Regions from separate parts of the Mus musculus genome. Here region 2 is linked to region 1. The links are chromatin contacts, found by Hi-C or POLR2A ChIA-PET in ENCODE. All regions are on one chromosome and are shown on one strand. Each heading gives the region's core, a stretch centred on a gene start or an enhancer-like site at or near the end of the contact. The rest is flanking DNA. Distances are from core to core; before and after follow the strand shown. Region 1 has its middle 38 kb from the start of Gm34468. Region 2 holds the start of Sfswap (splicing factor SWAP).

Region 1 (5,309 bases), core at 1,773-4,272:
CTGATGAGACAGACGCAGGGAGCAGAGTGGCCCTGGTTGTTCATCCCTTTCAGGGCTGACACCCACTGCTTCCCCAGCTTCCGGCTCTTGGTTAACCCTTTCAGCCTGGTAGTATTGCTGTTCACAGCAACCTTGGCCTGCACCATGGATCTCACCATTCTATGTTCTCAGAGAATGTCTTTGTGAAGTGTGGACACAGTCCAGTCACCATCCAGGGCACTAGGGCTCAGGGGGGTAGCACTTGCGCCCTGCTGTGGGAGGCTGCTGGTTTAGACAATGATATAGAGTGGTCTGGAGTTTTGGGGAGGGAGTAGGGTGTGATTCTGGATACTCCCCTGCCTTCATTCACCTCAGGCTGTTCAGACCCCGTTGCACACCGGGCAGGAATAATAAAGCAGAGTGCAGAGCAGATGGAGTCCTGCAGGATCCCGGTCTGGCTGGGAATGAATGTGGGGGCCAAGGGGCAGAAGGACTTCTCTGAGGATCTTAGTATTACAGCTCTTCTAGGAGAAAGCCTTCTCTGGCAATCTTCAATGAAACAGCTCTCTGAGATGATCTTAGCTTGAGCTTATTTCTTTATTTGGAGTGGACTTGTATGCATACCCTTTATTCGGGGTGATTCAAGGGTTATATAGTTTTGGGGAAAGGGGTGAGACTATCCAGGGCAGGCAAAGGTCATTGGCTGAAGGCTTGAGGTTCTGAAATGCCTCATTAGCATGGGGAAGCATTCCAGGGTTCTCAGGTGCAGGATCTCAGGTGACACTCCTCAGGTGGGCTTCTGGATCCCTCAGAGAAGAGGAAGTCCCACTGGCAAAGGGAGTCTGCCATTTTGCACCGAGCTCAGGGCTGTCTGGTAAGACTTCGACCTTAGCAGCAGGGCCACAGTAGGGAAAGGATTGGGGGTGGTTATGAGGAAAGTGAGCACTTGGCAAGGAGGACGCGATGCTCTGAGGAAGATGGGATGCTCTGCATAGCAACTGGGAGCGCTGGAAGGTGCAGAAGGTAGTTCCTTCCCTCTGGTCCCTAGGGGGAGCCTCTTTGCCAGTGCAGAAAGAAGCCTCAGCCCCTTTCTCCCTTATAACTGGGCCCTTGGCCTCCCTCCCATTCTGAGAATGGTGGCTTTTGCTCTTAGGTCACAGCTGCAGGGGTCTAATGCCTCATTCCGCAAACTGTCTCATTCAGTGGCTCGTGGGCTGGAGCTAGAAATAGACCTGAGTAATCCCAACCCTGCCCACATTGTAGCCTGGTGTCTGCCCCCCTTCCCGTTTGTGGGTGAAGCTAGAAAAAGACCTGTGTGACACCCCCACCCCCACCCCAAAGCCACATATTGCAGCTGGTTGACCTTTATCCGTATACCATCTTGTGTGGAAACCCCAGCTTGGGAGGGGCTACTCCCTATACAAGGCAGCCTTGTATGGCTCTCTGAAGGCCTTTCATGTTTAGACCATCTTCCTCTGCCCCTGACAGTACAACTATGACCTCCTTCTCTCCACTGACCACTGGTCTCTTCTATCCAGGGCAGGTGGGAAGGGACTTATGAGCTCTGACATCCATCCGTCCCTCCGTCCCTCCCTCTGAGAGAGAAGACTCAAGTGAAGTCATGTATTAGCCTAAGAAAGCAAACTATGTGGTGTGTCGCATAGCTAGGGAAACTGAGTGTGTGCACAGCATTGTGTGTGTGTGAAGAGTGAGTGTGTGTCCATACATGCTCTCACATGCTCAGAGCTCTGGGGACACCTGGATATGGTTTCTGGAATCTGGGATGATGTCTCATAAGCATCCCAAGAGCTGTGTGTGTACCACTCCAAGCACCAAGGACATGCCTATGTGCGCTCAGAAGCAGCTACTGGGTGCTCATAGAGGCTCCATTGCTGAGTTAAGCCTGCAGTGTTCAATCACACAAGGGCACTGCCCAGTAGCAAGTAGGGATGCCCTCTTGGGGGCTCTTCCATCTGGAAGTCCAATCATCTCTCTCCCAGAGAGGGTTCAGGCTCTAGCTGTAGCCAGGAAGGAGAGGTCCAGCCCATAGCACAAAGCCTCTGTCTCTGTTTCTATTTCCTCCTCCTCCTCCTCCTCCTCCTCCTCCTCCTCCTCCTCCTCCTCCTCCTCCTCCTCCTCCTCCTCCTCCTTCTCCCAGAACCAAAGGGACCCAGTGTCCACATGCCCTGAAGACACAGCACCACTGTGGAGTAGATTCTTGCTCTGGGGTGGACCACAATAGTCCCTGCTGAGGCTGTAGGCACTGCTGGGGACAACCCCACACTGAGATGCGGATGTCTGTGTGTCAGCCTGGACTTTGCCCCATCCCTAGAGAGTTAGCTTTGCAAGCCATCAAAAAGAGTCCCTGGGCTGTGGATCCCAATCACGTCCTGTGGTCTCTAGCTGCCTTGTCTGGCATTCACCTGCTGTCTGCAAGCTTTGTTTTTTTGCTTGGGGCTGGGGTGCCCTTGCTCAGGGCACTTGATTCTAGGAAAGGAATAGGGCTACAACCATCAAGGGAAGAGCAAACCACGCCCACTAATCAGCATATTCCAGCCCACGTTCCTGGCATTGGCTAAAGTGACGGCCACATGACCTAAGTGTCCGGTTGCAATCTGTTCTGGGTTTCTTTTCGAAGCCGCAGGAAAGAGTCTTAGCAGGCAGGTGCCAGCTGGATGCAGATCTTCCTGGAGTGTGTCCAGGCTGACTGAAGACTTGGGGATGACTAAAGCGTTTTAGTTTCTCTTCAAATTGGAAGAAAAATGAGCTCTTGGGCCAAAGGAAGCATTCTAAAAAATATAACATTGATTGATTCCTGTTCTCACCAGCCACAAGCTGTCATTTGAGAACTGTTTTATGGAGGAAGAACTCACGAAAGCGCTCACGGACCTCAGGCCCATGGAAGCCACAGTGCAGCTGCATCCACTCTTCCACTCACAGTGAGGTCAGCCTGGTCACATGCTGGCAAAGACCTGGACAGAGACAGTGGGGATGAGGGCAGGCCTGCGTGCTGGACAGATGGCACGGGCATGCTTACAGCTCCTTACAGCACACTGCAGCCTGCTGGTCTCACTGTGGGATCAACTGCCTAGCACGCAGATAGGAAAACTGTGGCCCAGAGGGATTTGGCACATGCCAAAGTGACACAGCATGTCACTGCAGAGACAAGATTTGCACAGGTGAAATTGGTACGGTCCTAGTTCTGGCTGCCGAACTGCTTCCTACCCTAGGTCAGGGTATACCTGGAACCAGCCTCACGGTCTGGGTCCTTCTCAAAGAACCTTGAGGAACACACACAAGGGTAGGTAGAGAGGTGTCCACGCTGCAGGGATCACAATCTCTATAGAGGACTGCTCCATGAGTTTGGGGTGGGTCTTTCCCCTCCAGAAGCTGTGCAGCACAGTGTTGAGATGTCTCATGGCAGCTTCCTATGGAAGAACGAGAGACTGCTCACAGCCAGAGAGGTGTGGTTTCTTGGAGGTTTGTGGCAGGTAGATAGGAAAAGTCCCTTTAAACTTTCTCTCTCTCTGTGTGTGTGTGTGCACGCGTGCGCACGCGCACGTGTGCATGCACCTGTGGGTACAGATAGGATATATAGATGTAGACATTTAATTTCTGCCAACGTCATAGCCACAGGCCTCTCTGTCAAGGAAGTAACAGATCAGATCTCAAAATGAGCAATTAGAACGATTGCTTTTTGAGTGAAGAGCCTCTGGCAAAGTAATTTAATTAAAAGTGTCATAACTCAAGACCCAGGCAGCTGGCAGGGGTTGGGGGATGGGTTCTTCCCAGTGCAGAAGGAACAAGATGGGTAGAACCCCAGTAATATCAGCATGAGATTGGAGTGGAAATGAAGGATTGCCCATGATCTAAATAGCCCCCAAGGCTCACTCCAGTGTAGTTCAGTAGTGTGTGTCCCAGGACTATAATTGGAGCTTTGATCAGGTAGGACTCCTGTTCAGTGAAGAGATGTGGACCATGTGACAGAGGTCCAGGTGGACAAGTGCTGAGGTAGTCAGGGTCTAAAGTGCAAGAAGGCCTGAGACCAAGGGACCCAGCCACTTTCAGCATCAGAGACACTCAGGAAGGAGGAAAAAGGGCTTCCTGCTAGGATTTGGATCAGCACATACAGGGATATGGAATTAGAAGGCCCGTGGGGGTTAGAAGGCCTCCATAGACTCATGTTTGAATGCTTGGCCCATAGGGAGTGGCACTATTAGGAGGTATGGCCTTGTTGGATGAAGTGTGTCACTGTGGGGGTGGGCTTTGAGGTCTCCTATGCTCAAGCTACTCCCAATATGATACACAGTCTCCTTTTGCTGCCTGCTGACCAAGATGTAGAACTCTCAGCTCCTTCTCCAGCACCAGGTCTGCCTGGATACTGCCATGCTTCCTGCCATGATGATAATAAACTAAACCTCTGAAACAGTAAGCCAGCCCCAATTAAATGTTTTTCTTTGTAAGAGCTTCTCTAGTCATGGTGTCTCTTCACAGCAATAGAAACTCTAAGGCAAGACCCTACTTGGATGATGGATCAGCAGCGGGTTCTGCTGGCATGATAAATCACAAGAGGGTTCTGCTGCCGTGAGGGATCACAAGAGGGTTCTACTGGCATGATGGATCATAAGAAGGACTTGCTAAGGTAATGGATCACAGGAGGGTCATCACGCGCTGGCATGATGAATTAGCAGGGGACTCCACCGGGGTGATAGATCAGCAGAAGGTTGCTGCTGGGATGATGGATCAGGAGGAGAGAGTTCTCCGGGGAGGATGAAGCAGGAAAAGGTCTCTTATTGAGACCCAGGGCTAGACAAGACCTGTGCGGTGTGTTAGGTCAGAAAAGGACCTTTCCCCCTGCTATGTTAGAAAGGCTCCTTGGGATGAGGAATCGGGACCTCCCATTATCTTAAATAGTTTAACCAGCTGCTTGCCTGAGGAGGCATGGACTGCAGAGCCCAGGCTGTAAAGTCTCAGATGCACCCTCCCTCAAGCACTCCCTGACTATGGGGGAGGATTCCAGAGTACCCTTCTTGAGCTACCCCCCTATTTGACCCCAGCTTCGTCTCTTTGAGGGGGCAGAGCACACATCAGTTTTCAGATGGATTAATGGCATGCCAGCCCTGCTAAAAGGGATGAAAGCTGGTTTGGTTCCCCGAGTTTCTCTGATGACTAGCCCTCTGATCCTGACCTTGTTCACTGACACTGAACTGATTTCTGTAGGCTGAGTGACAGCTGGGACTCTCCGGCTTCCATGTGGAGGCTGTCTCCTGAACAGACATTCTGTTCTCTCCAAACACCCACAGACTGTGTCCAGACCAAACCCACCTTGT
Region 2 (5,309 bases), core at 1,607-4,106, 46 kb before region 1:
CCTCTACCCGAGCCTCCTCTTCAGACAGCTGGTAGTCTCGGTTCCACGTGGCGTACTCAGCATCGTACGCAGAGAGGTCATGCAGGTGACCACGCCCGTCGTATCTGTAATGTGAACAGGCTGGTCACTGGAGGGAAGTCTACACCCATGCTGGTTGTGTGTGACACTCTATGCACATACTTACCAATTAAACTAATGAAATAAAAATATTAAAACAAATGCAAAGCTTCAGATTTATACTTAATATGCCTAGTCATCTCTCTCCTACTTTTAAACTGGAGTAATCATAACAAAATCTAAGCACCTCTCTACAGCACAACAGAACTTAGAGCTAAAGGCAGACAATCCTTTAGAGCAGAAAACGTACCCCCTTGCTAGCAGTTCTTACCATGTATGCTTTGGTCAACCATTCAATGCCACTTGCAAAAAAAATATCTGTTCTCAGTAGTTAAATATTACAGCTTACATTCACACAGACCGAGTCCATAAATACCTATCCGACAGAACCAAACGGGCGAAATTTCCTCGCTTCTTCCTGCTAGTCCCGAACTCTCAGGAGAGATCTTCACCAAAGAAACTTGCGTCCATTGGAGGTAAAATCTTGGCTAGGCTTGCCCCTAGCCACTTGGCTGAGGAGAGAAGTGCTGGGTTATGTGGTAGAGAGACACACATACAAAGGAACAGTGACATATACATGCAGTTTAAGGAGGTTCACTGCAAACACGGCAAAACCATCGGAAGGCGCAGCATCAGTATGTCCCTTTAACTTTAAGTCCCAGGATGAAGACACATCGTTGCAGACCAATGGGCACTTTACCAACTTAGGAATAAGGAGCACGTTCTGCTATGTTTGAACATAAGACTCAATGGAGATGCTGTCACTGTACAGCTGCCAGACAACAATTTAAATCTCAAATTTAGGTTGCACAGGTGAATTCGGAGTGACAAACCAAAGTTGGCATGATATATTAATGTTGACTTTTGTGATGGAGACCAAATTAAGGAAGGAAAACATACACCACAGGAAAAAGGCCAAAATTTCCTGGGAACCCCAACGGTTTCATTTTATTATCAAAATCTGCTTAACTTTGATGTAAACCTCCTTAACTTACAAATGTATTATTTTCAAATATTACACATATACATGTGTGGTGTTTGCTCCCCACCGGTTTTGGGAGGTCTAACTCATATCATGCACAGAATGATATGGAAACTGCATACGGAGTAGAGGTTTCAGCATTTGCCCAACTTTTGACAGTACACATCCCCACGAGTGCCTGGGAAGCAGCATCACTGGCTATCAACCGAGCGAGGTTCAAAGGCATAGCACCTTCCAGCAGAGTGGACCATCAGATCCAGAGCCGATCTGATAGGCAACACTCCCTTCACAAGTCCTTTCTTCCTAGATCTCTCCCCAAATGGAGACGTAAGGGATCGGAAAGGCCTACTGGTCATTAACCGTGTCCGTTCTGGCCAGCTCACAGGTAATCCCTACAGTCATGCAAGTTCCAAGTCTTTGCAGCATCCAGTTTTACTTGTCTCAAACGATGGGTTTACTTCACTTGGAGAAAACCACGCCACAGCTTAATGGTTGCTCACAGTTAGTCCTGGGCCCAGAAGCAATATCGCCCAACGGAAGGACAAATACCCAAACCCGGGATGGTGGAGAAAGAAAGAGAGATGGAAAAAATGAGGAGAGAGGTGGGGAGCAAAACACCCAATCATGTAATGCCATCCTTTTCAAATCAAACACCATCAGAAATTCACGTTCCCACCCCTTTACCCTCAACTCCAGGCACCCTTCAGTGGGTGTGATTTGAAAAGAACCAACACAAAGGTATAAACCCAGCTCCACCCTTCGGCTTTAGAAAACAGTGAAACCAGCTCTAAGAACGCTACCCCCTAAGAGCAAGGTCCGCACGGGTCGACCGGCTTCCAACAAGACAGCAACTTCACCCACTACCGCGGTTGGGCAAATGGTCGCAATAACCGCGGGGAAGGGCTCGCCCGGACGCCAAAAGTCAAGCCGGCCAGAGACGGTTCAGGCTACCTCACGGGGTTGGGGGGTCCAAAAGAAGCTTCTACCCACGGGCCTCGGCGTGCGGCGCTTCGGAGGAACAAAAGCGCACTCCCGGACTCCCTCCCCGCACAGCCAGCGGAGGGACAGCGGCACCCGCCCCACGGCGCGGGCGGGCGGGCCCCGGACAGCTTCCACCCGCGCTGAGTCGCCAGCGGCAGCCCGGGCTCGAGGGGTTGTGGGAGCAGAGTCGATCCCTCCGGCGACGGGGAGGCGCCAGCTCTGGCCGGAGCCTTAGGGCCGGTTTCACCGTCCCCTCCCCCCGGACGCCGGGGAACGTGGGGGGCAGGGAGGCCCCCCGAGTCCCCGGGCTCCGCAAAACCCCCTTTTTCGGTCCCGGCCATCAAGTCAACATCAGGCGAAATCAAGCGGGCGAGGGAGGGGAGGGTCGACGGGTGGGGGGAGGAACCGACCTGTCGATGAGGATCTTGGGGTCCCCCATCCAGGGGATGAGGTGCTGTCCCTGTTCCTGGGCCAAAGCCCGCTCGTCGTCGCGGAACAACTTGCAGGCATAGCCGAAAACCAGAAGCTCCACCCGGTTGCCCCCAGTGCCGGTGCCGCCCGGCCCGGCCTCCTCCTTCACTCCGCCTTTCCTCTCCGGCTTGGCACGGCCCCCGCCGGCACCGTACATGACAGCGTCCCCGACGTCCGGGACGGTCTGCTGCTGGGCCGAACAACGTCCCCGATGCCTCGCCTGGCCTACCCACTCAGTCACAGGCGCCGCATCCTCTTCGCAACTTCAACACAGCCGCCATAGCGAGCCACAAAATGGAGGAGACGCAACTTCCGGTAGGAAACCCGCTCTTTCCGGAGGTGAGAGTGGTAGATTCGCCACGTCCGCAAGCTGTTTGAGCCGCTAAAAAATTAAGTAGATGTTAGTTTTCGTTGTCCAACTTGATCTTGCGATGGTAAGTTGTGTTTATGGAAAGAAATTTATTTCTGCCATTTTTTGGAGGCCTCCTAGGATGTGACGAAAGCGCGGTTGGTGGCCGCGCGCCAACTTCTACTGTCGTTGGAGGGCGGCCGCCAGGTGTGGAGACAAGTGGGGATCTTGTTGGGAACGCGTCTTTGCCGTCCTAGTGAGACAGTTTGCTCCTTTCTAACAGCCCGATTTTTAGATCACTAGGAAGCCTAGCCCTGGCCGCCTGACTGAGGGCGTTTCCAGGACTTGTGAGCCCTAAATATTCGGAGTGGCGGGCTTTCAGTGGCTACGGGCTTCAGTGGCGGAGAAAGACTCCAGCTAGGAGACAGCGCTACGGGTTGTTTCCTTCTGGGGAGCAGATTCTTTCCCTTTCCCTTTTTAAAATACAGGATGTCACTGTGATCCAAATTAGACTCGAACTCTGACTGTCCTAGCTCAGTTAAGATGCTAGTATTATCGACGTGAGGTCTGCAGGGCTGCAGTTTTTTCTGGTGTCTGACCCAGATGCTTGATTTTCTTTTTCCCCCTTTCAGTTCTGAACATGGACCCAGGGCCTCACCATTGCTAGGTAAAACACTATCATTGAGTTATATCATTGCTAGGTAAAACACTATCATTGAGTTATATCTGCAGCCCTTTTTGTTTTAGTTTCAAGATAGGGTCTTGCTTAGTGCCCCGGGGTGACATTTAACTTTAATTTTTTTTTTAATTTTTACTTATTTTGTGTGTATATGTGTAGGCGACTCGAGTTAGATCAAGTCCGACTGGATGGAAGGAGAGAAGAACTTCTCAGCCACGGACACCCCCCTCCCTCCCCAAATAACTTAGGTTTTTAAAAAGTGGATAGTGATTTAGAAAAACAACTGATGTTGACCTCTGGCCTCCATATGCATTTGTGTACACACGTGCACACACACATACAGACATGTACATAGTACACCAGAACGAATACTAAGTAAAATAGTTATGATGTGGAGAAGGTTGCTTTGCAGAAATGTTTGTGTCTACTTTTGAAACAGTTGGGAAAAAAAAAAAAGAAACGGTTGGAATTTTTGTCTTAACCTCAAGCCAAAATTCATTTAATGATTTTTTTTTAATGTAAAGTAACTCAGCGCACACACACACACACCAGCAGAGATGTCTCAGTTGATAAGTGCTTGCCTTACGCACATGAGCACCTGAGTTTGATTGCCAGAACCCATGCAAAAAGTACTGGGTGTGATGGCGATTGCTTATAATCCTTGTGCTCTAGAAGTAGAGACAGGTTGAGGTGTTGGGTTCCATGGCCATCTAACCTGCTTTACTTGGTGAGTTCTAGGCCAGTGAAAGGCCCTATATTACACTAGATGTACTTGAGATGGCACTTGAGAAATGACATCCAGTGTTGTTCTCTGACCCCCATACAGGCTATTTGAATTTCATCTAAGTCTTCCCTAAGAACCCAATGCCCTTTTACACTATAAGTCAGTGACTTATGATCCCCTAGGTAAAGACCTGCAGGCTGCCTTTTGGGACCACATACATCTGTGATATAGCTGGTGCATACACTGTTACTTCTTGCCCCAGGCGGCTTGCTCTCTGGTCCTTTTTTTAAATTTTTTTCGAGACAGGGTTTCTCTGTGTAGCCCTGGCTGTCCTTGAGTTTATTCTGTAGACCAGGCTGGCCTCGAACTCAGAAATCCGCCTGCCTCTGCCTCCCAAGTGCTAGGATCAAAGGCGTGCGCCACTACTGCCTGGCTTGCTCTCTGGCTGACTGGCTCACAATGCGATCTAGGCTTGTGTTGTCCTGTGGGCTTTATTTGTGGAAAATAAATTTGCTTTCTTGTAGCTTGTTGCATGAGTGTTTTCTGCTTCACCCGTTTGAGACATACTGCTAGCTAGCACACACAGAATGAACCCCACTTTGAGCTGTTGTGGCCTCTGTGGCTTCTGTGTTTGGAAGCCACCACTGGCAAGCCCTCCTGGATCGAGTCCCACAATTTATGTTGTGTTCTCTGAGTTTATTTATTTATTTATTTATTTGTTTATTTGAACAGGGGAAAGTTACAAACTAATATAGAAATCTCAACAGAAACTGCCCTGTTTTTATCTTCCGGGACCCTGGAAGCCACCACTGGCAAGCCCTCCTGGATCAAGTCCCACAATTTATGTTGTGTTCTCTGAGTTTATTTATTTATTTGGACAGGGGAAAGTTACAAGCTAATATAGAAATCTCAACAGAAACTGCCCTGTTTATGTTGTGTTCTCTGAGTTTGTTTGTTTGTTTGTTTGTTCATTTGGACAGGGGAAAGTTACAAGCTAATATAGAAA

Evidence for each region. A loop is a pair of places that touch in the nucleus more often than their neighbours do. ChIA-PET counts read pairs that join two places held with the same protein, here RNA polymerase II (POLR2A).
Region 2: a map of gastrocnemius shows a loop between it and region 1 (2.1-fold over the local background). The contact joins the promoter of Sfswap here to the enhancer-like site in region 1. A Hi-C loop is called at or near these places in 3 of 37 maps with a recorded cell type or tissue (adrenal gland, gastrocnemius and heart). POLR2A ChIA-PET finds 5 or more read pairs at or near these places in 1 of 5 experiments (Patski).

What each region holds. Positions count from the first base shown.
Region 1 is chr5:129,452,649-129,457,957 of GRCm38, reverse strand. No RefSeq gene overlaps it. Among named protein-coding and RNA genes, the nearest start is that of Gm34468, 38 kb to the left of the region's middle. Within about 2 kb of position 3,022, at least 1 of the 3 ENCODE cell types and tissues checked has a DNase peak (open chromatin) inside an H3K27ac peak, as active enhancers do; it is heart, where a contact is called at or near this core.
Region 2 is chr5:129,498,778-129,504,086 of GRCm38, reverse strand. Sfswap (splicing factor SWAP) reads right to left here and starts at 2,856. Exons shown (of 18, transcript NM_172276.3): 1 at 2,491-2,856; 2 at 1-104. The coding sequence starts at 2,708. Gm40332 (a long non-coding RNA gene) reads left to right here and starts at 2,861. Exons shown (of 3, transcript XR_868547.2): 1 at 2,861-2,985; 2 at 3,533-3,567; 3 at 3,739-3,837.